Regions from separate parts of the Homo sapiens genome. Here region 2 is linked to region 1. Evidence: chromatin contacts called from ENCODE Hi-C or POLR2A ChIA-PET data. All regions are on one chromosome and are shown on one strand. The core of a region is the stretch at or near the end of the contact, and the rest is flanking DNA. Distances in the headings are between cores, read along the strand shown.

Region 1 (2,700 bases), core at 32-2,531:
GTCCTGGTCCCAGCCATTCTCAGATTCTGTCATCCCCGTGGGCACTATGGAGCTCAGCACTATGGGAGGTTCCCCAAAAATCTCGTTTTCTATGAGGAATGGCCACCACCTGCATCTCAGTGATGCTAGTGACCCCTTTCCTACTCCTGTGCTCACTGGTCCTCATGAAGATCCTGGTTGGTCTGTAGCCCCCTATTTTTCCTATTAAAGAGAAATTACAGTAAGACCAATTTGTGTGCAAAATCAATTTTAGGCTTATTACACTTGGCCTGATAATTTGCATAAAATGCAGCAAGAATTCATCGGCCATATAGGCTACTTTTGAGTTAATTTTCCTGGGTTTTTACCTAAAAATATACTATTTTGGTTAGAGTCTTGTGAAAATAACCAATGTGTTCAATTGTTTTATTTTAAAAGGCTCTTACTGAACACTATAAATATGTATAAGTTGAATATACAAACTATATTGTCATAAAATCACAACCCAAAATGTGGAGAACGCAGAGGGAAAGGTAAATTTGCTCGCAAAAACATACTTCACCCAAATAACTGGAAAAAAAAAAAGACTTTCATGACCCTTCTTTAACCAGAGCAGCAGCTTTCAAACAAGATGTTTGCCTTGGAAATGCCATTCACAAGCCAAACGGCCCTTGAGAGCTGTCTGTCAGGCACTGTAGAATCTAGCAGCTCCTCACAGAGTTAGAAATAGTTTCAGGAAAGAGATTCCCTGCTTTTAGTAACTGCACTTTATATTCCCAGATAGCGAGATTGTATGTAAACCATTTTTATCTTATTCTGGAACTCTTTTGGGTACTTTTTTTTTTTTTTTAAATGATGGAGTCTGGCTCTGTTGCTCAGGCTGGGGTGTAGTGGTGCGATTTCAGGGTATGAGAAAATGCAGCTGGACCTGGCTCTTTCCAGGAAGACCCTCACAGCCAAGGAGTCCAAAGCCTGGGGTTTTCATCTAATTCCAGTGTGACTGGGGTAGGAGCAGCTTTGGTGCTGGGTGTGTGTGTGTGTGTGTGTGTGTGTGTGTCTATGCCTGTGTCTGTTTAGGGTGTTAGGCTCGTGGTTGTCTAGATACAAATGTCCCAGGGCTCAGGAGCCCCAGGGTTATGTCAGGGGCACCAGATGAAGGTGTCAACAGAAGTTAGGGCACAAGGGACAAAGGTGAGAGCAAGGTTAGATTCATTTAGGTGCAAGAAATCATAGAGGGAGGAGGGAGAGGAAGGCCTCCTGCTACCACCGAGGAAGAAGCGCAGCTTAAGGCAGAAAGCCTGTCCGGAGAGGAAGTGAGTTTGAGGGCAGGGCTCTCTGGGTAAAGTACGGTCTGGGACACCAGCCTGGGGGAAGGGTACAGAATGCAGAGTGGCCTGGCGTGGGGACTAAGAACAGAGGAGAGCAGCTTTCACTGGGAGGGTCAGTGTTTTCAGTGTCCAGCACTGAGCAAGGTGAGATTTGGGCAGCTTGCTGTGAAATAAGGTCAGGCTCTGGCATTGTCCCCATTGCGTGTGTGTGTGAGGGGCACTTTGGGAGAGTGAACTCTCCACCTCCATCCTCTCATACGTCCTTCAACCGAGCTTGCCAGTTACCCTGATTCCAAGGAGATCTATTTATTGTTGACAATACTGGATCCTAGCAGAGGCTGGGTAGGAGCCTGGGCACAAGCAAGTGGAGGAGGGGGCCTGGGCCTGAAAGACCTGGGAGGTTTGAGAGAGGACACAGCCCACAGAATGGAGCAGATGGGGTAGAGTCGGCAAGCATTCAGGGCTCCTAGTAAGTTGGACAATGGAGACCCTGAAAGATCCAGTAAAACGGGGAGAACAAACAGGTCCCCAACTCACATCCTTGCAGTGCCTGGAGCTTCAGACTCCAGACAGGTGGGGAAGGAAAATTGAGGGATGTGAACATGTTGGAGAATGTCGTGCCCTGAAGAATGAAGAAAAGGGGGGTGAGGAATGAGAGCAGGAACGGCTTCCAGTGCCTGGTGCCCAGGAGAACTCAGAAAATGGGTGTGGTGGAGAGGAATCGAGGAACCGGAAGTGGTGGAAGTGTGCAGGGCCCCTCCGAGATCACTGTGACTGCCAGGCGTCCTCCCTGGCTGGAGAGCTTCACTGTCCTCCTTCCCAGCCAAAATGTGTCCCTTGAAAGCTTCCTCCCCAATGGACTGGTTCTGGGTCCTATATATTTGAAGGGGTGGCCTGCCTCTCCACACCTGTGGGTATTTCTAGTTGGGTGGGAGGAGAGACAGAGAAAAGAAATAAGACACAGAGACAAAGTATAAAGAAACAACAGTGGGTCCAGGGGACCAGCACTCAGCACACCAAGGGCCTGCACCGGCACCGGCCTCTGAGTTTCCTCAGTTTTTATTGATTATTATTTTCATTATTTCAGCAAAAAGGAATGTAGTAGGAGAGCAGGGTGATAATAAGGAGAAGGTCAATGAAAAACATGTGAGCAAAAGAATCTATATCATAATTAAGTTCAAGGGAAAGTACTATGCCTGGACGTGCACTCAGGCCAGATTTATGTTTCTCTCCACCCAAACATCTCAGTGGAGTAAAGAATAACAAGGCAGTATTACTGCAAACATGTCTCACCTCCCGCCACAGGGCAGCTTTTCTCCTATCTCAGAGTTGAACAAATGTACAATTGGGTTTTACACCGAGACATTCAGTTCTGAGGGGCAAGCAGGAGACA
Region 2 (2,700 bases), core at 44-2,543, 590 kb before region 1:
AGAGGAGGTATCAGTATATGGGAGTGACCATCGTCAGCAGGGAGGGCTGGTGTTGGGGCCTGTGCACATAGATGTGTTCATGCACGTGTGTGTGCACACGTGTGTGTGTGTGAAGTGCTGGGGTTCATCTGTAGAAATACTTGTGTGTGTGAGGGTGAGTCCAGGCGTCTGTGCATGCACCTGTGGTTTAGGGGGCCCCCCAGCCACGGGGCGCAGGATGTCCTGCGGGGCCCAGGCGGGCATGTGGGGTGTCTGGAGACGCCAGGCAGCCCCACAGCCTCAGACCTCGGGCACCAAGAGGAAGAGGGCAGCGGACTCGGGCGCGCCTTTGTCTGAGCTGCGGTGCGCCGGGAGTCCTGCGCCTTTGTGTGACCCTCGCAGGTGTGCGAGCGGAGGTGTTGGGAGGGTGTTGGGGAGGGGAGCGGAGGGAGGGGCTCCCTTCTCCGCAGCCGGCCCCGCCCTCCGGCCCATTGGCTGGGCGCTGCCGCCCTCTGGCGGGCACGGAGGGAAGCGCTGAAATGGGAGCGCCGCAGCGCGAAGAGCCAGCCGGCAGCCCGGGGACCTGGTGCTCCCCTCCACTGGAGCCGCCTCGGGCGCCCGCATTTGGCCGGCGACTTATTGTAGCCCCAGGCCAAGTCCCCGACCCACCGTCCCCACTACCACTGCCCACGGGCACCACTTCCTCCCAATGGTGGCACCCAACAGCTCACCTGCAGATAGGCGCAGGGCTTGCTTGATCTTCCCTGCCGCGGCGTGCTTTTAAGCTTCAACGCTTCTTGGCTCTGGGCCTTTGGGAAAGCTACTGCTCACCTCTCTGATCCTCAGTCTTTTCATCTGTAAAATGGGGCAAATAAGAGTGACCACCACATTGGAGATGGCACCTGTCAAGAGTGAGGCACAGGGTCAGGCATCGGCAAAGCCCTCTCTCCAATAAGCTGCTGGCTAGTGTTTTATTGTTGTTACTGCTGTGGACCCACCTTCTCTCCCAGACCCCCATTCCCTGTTCCAGACTTGTTTGCCTCCATGGGGGCGACAGAAGTCGGGGGGCAACTGTTGCAGGCACCTCTTGGATCGCAGCCGTAGGAGTCGGCTCTTCCAGCCTGCTTATCCTCTGCCCCACTAGCCCCCACCCCCCAGCACACACACATGATTTGGGGTGGGCCGGGCTGCCGGGGCGGGTCTGTGGGCCAGGGTATTTTCCCTTCTGAAGGGGGCGGACCGGCCCTGTGGTTTCCTCCCTGAGTGACTTCCGGCAGGGAGGGCTCGGCCCCCAGAGAGGGTGGGGAGATGACACAGTTGTTCCCCCAGCCCTGGCGGGGCGGGCAGCATGGTTCACTCCAGCATGGGGGCTCCAGGTAAGGGGGCTGGTGCCTGTGCCACTGCTCAGAGGACAGGCAGCACATTTAGGTTTGCTCTGCGGGCCCTGCCTGCCCCTCCTCCTCAGCTGTCTCCATTGTCCTTCTCCTCTGTACTCTAGCAACTCCCTCTCTCCCATGCCGGGTCCCCGCTAACCCCCACAGCTCCTCTTTGCCCTCTCTTTCCACATCAGGCACCGGAACTTCCAACATCTTCTCTTCTCTGTTGCCCTGTTCCGAAGGGTCTGGGGACGGGAGGGAGGGAGCTGGGTGTTGGTAGCGGGCCCTCATGTGGAGAACCAGTGGGGTGGGTGACATGGGCAATCCTTGGATAAGGGCTGCAAAGGGATTGGAATGCCAAGTTGCTGGACTTGGGGGATGTCATTCCCTTTTGAGTGTGTGTGTGCACATCTGGTACAGGTGTGCGTGTGCATGTGTGTGTGCAGTAGTTCTGAGTGCTCTGAGTGGGACTGCTGTGTGCTTGTGAGTGTAGGGGGCTGTTGTGTGTGGCATTGTGGGGTGATGATTGCCTGGCTCCCTTCTTCACTTCATTCACCTCAGATGTCACCTCCTCAGGGCAGCCTTCCCTGACCTCCCCATCTAAACTGGCACTGATCCTGTCACTCTCAGTCCCCTCACCCTGCTTTATCTTTTCTTCACGGCACGTATCACTGCTGGGAATTTCATTATGTGTTTGTTTGTGTGCTTATTAAATGCCTTCTCCACCAAATGTCAGTTGGCTGAGTGAACATTGTGCACCAGGCACTGTACAAGGTGATTTATAGCTGTTGGCTCATTTAGTAGAATGTGTATATGTCTGTATGGTGATGGCTATCACTCAGCAGTGTTGATGGGAGTCTTAAATGAGGTAATACATGTAGCATGCTTAGCACAGTGCCTGGAACATGGCAAGCACTCAGCCCTTCATGCCTGTTTCATTTGTGGCTGTGTAGGCATGACCATGGGCATGAGTCTTGGTTTGGTGGTGTGTGCTGTCCTATATGCGCCATTGTGTGCGGGCACCCGTGTGTCCTCCACCAACATGTATCTATTGAGTAGTTCTGTGTTGGGTGTTGGAAGTACAGTGGAAAGGGTAGCTCAGGTCTGTCCTCCTGGAGCTCCCAGTTTATTGGAGAAGACAGACCTGTCACCAATGACAGTACAGACAGGTCAGGGCTGGGATGGGGGAGGTCCAGGCAGAGGGATCAGGGCTGGGATGGGGGAGGCCCAGGCAGAGGGGTCAGGGCTGGGATGGGGGAGGCCCAGGCAGAAGGGTCAGGGCTGGGGTGGTGGGCACAGGCAGAGGTGTCGGGGTGGGATGGGGGGACAAAGGTAGAGGGGTTGG

Evidence for each region. A loop is a pair of places that touch in the nucleus more often than their neighbours do. ChIA-PET counts read pairs that join two places held with the same protein, here RNA polymerase II (POLR2A). Pooled maps may share reads with other maps.
Region 2: a map with no recorded cell type shows a loop between it and region 1 (3-fold over the local background). The contact joins the promoter of POU2F2 here to the enhancer-like site in region 1. A Hi-C loop is called at or near these places in 4 of 37 single-sample maps with no recorded cell type and 5 of 50 pooled maps. POLR2A ChIA-PET finds 5 or more read pairs at or near these places in 1 of 52 experiments (A673).

The regions. Positions count from the first base shown.
Region 1 is chr19:41,545,097-41,547,796 of GRCh38, reverse strand. No RefSeq gene overlaps it. Among named protein-coding and RNA genes, the nearest start is that of LINC01480, 11 kb to the right of the region's middle. Within about 2 kb of position 1,281, at least 13 of the 41 ENCODE cell types and tissues checked have a DNase peak (open chromatin) inside an H3K27ac peak, as active enhancers do.
Region 2 is chr19:42,131,039-42,133,738 of GRCh38, reverse strand. It overlaps POU2F2 (POU class 2 homeobox 2), which reads left to right and starts at 1,293. Exons shown (of 15, transcript NM_001394376.1): 1 at 1,293-1,355. The coding sequence starts at 1,328. LNROP (long non-coding regulator of POU2F2) reads right to left here and starts at 1,110. Exons shown (of 3, transcript NR_038332.1): 1 at 978-1,110; 2 at 711-834. MIR4323 (microRNA 4323) reads left to right here and starts at 226; the gene lies at 226-294. RefSeq lists an enhancer at 22-71 and a silencer at 352-611.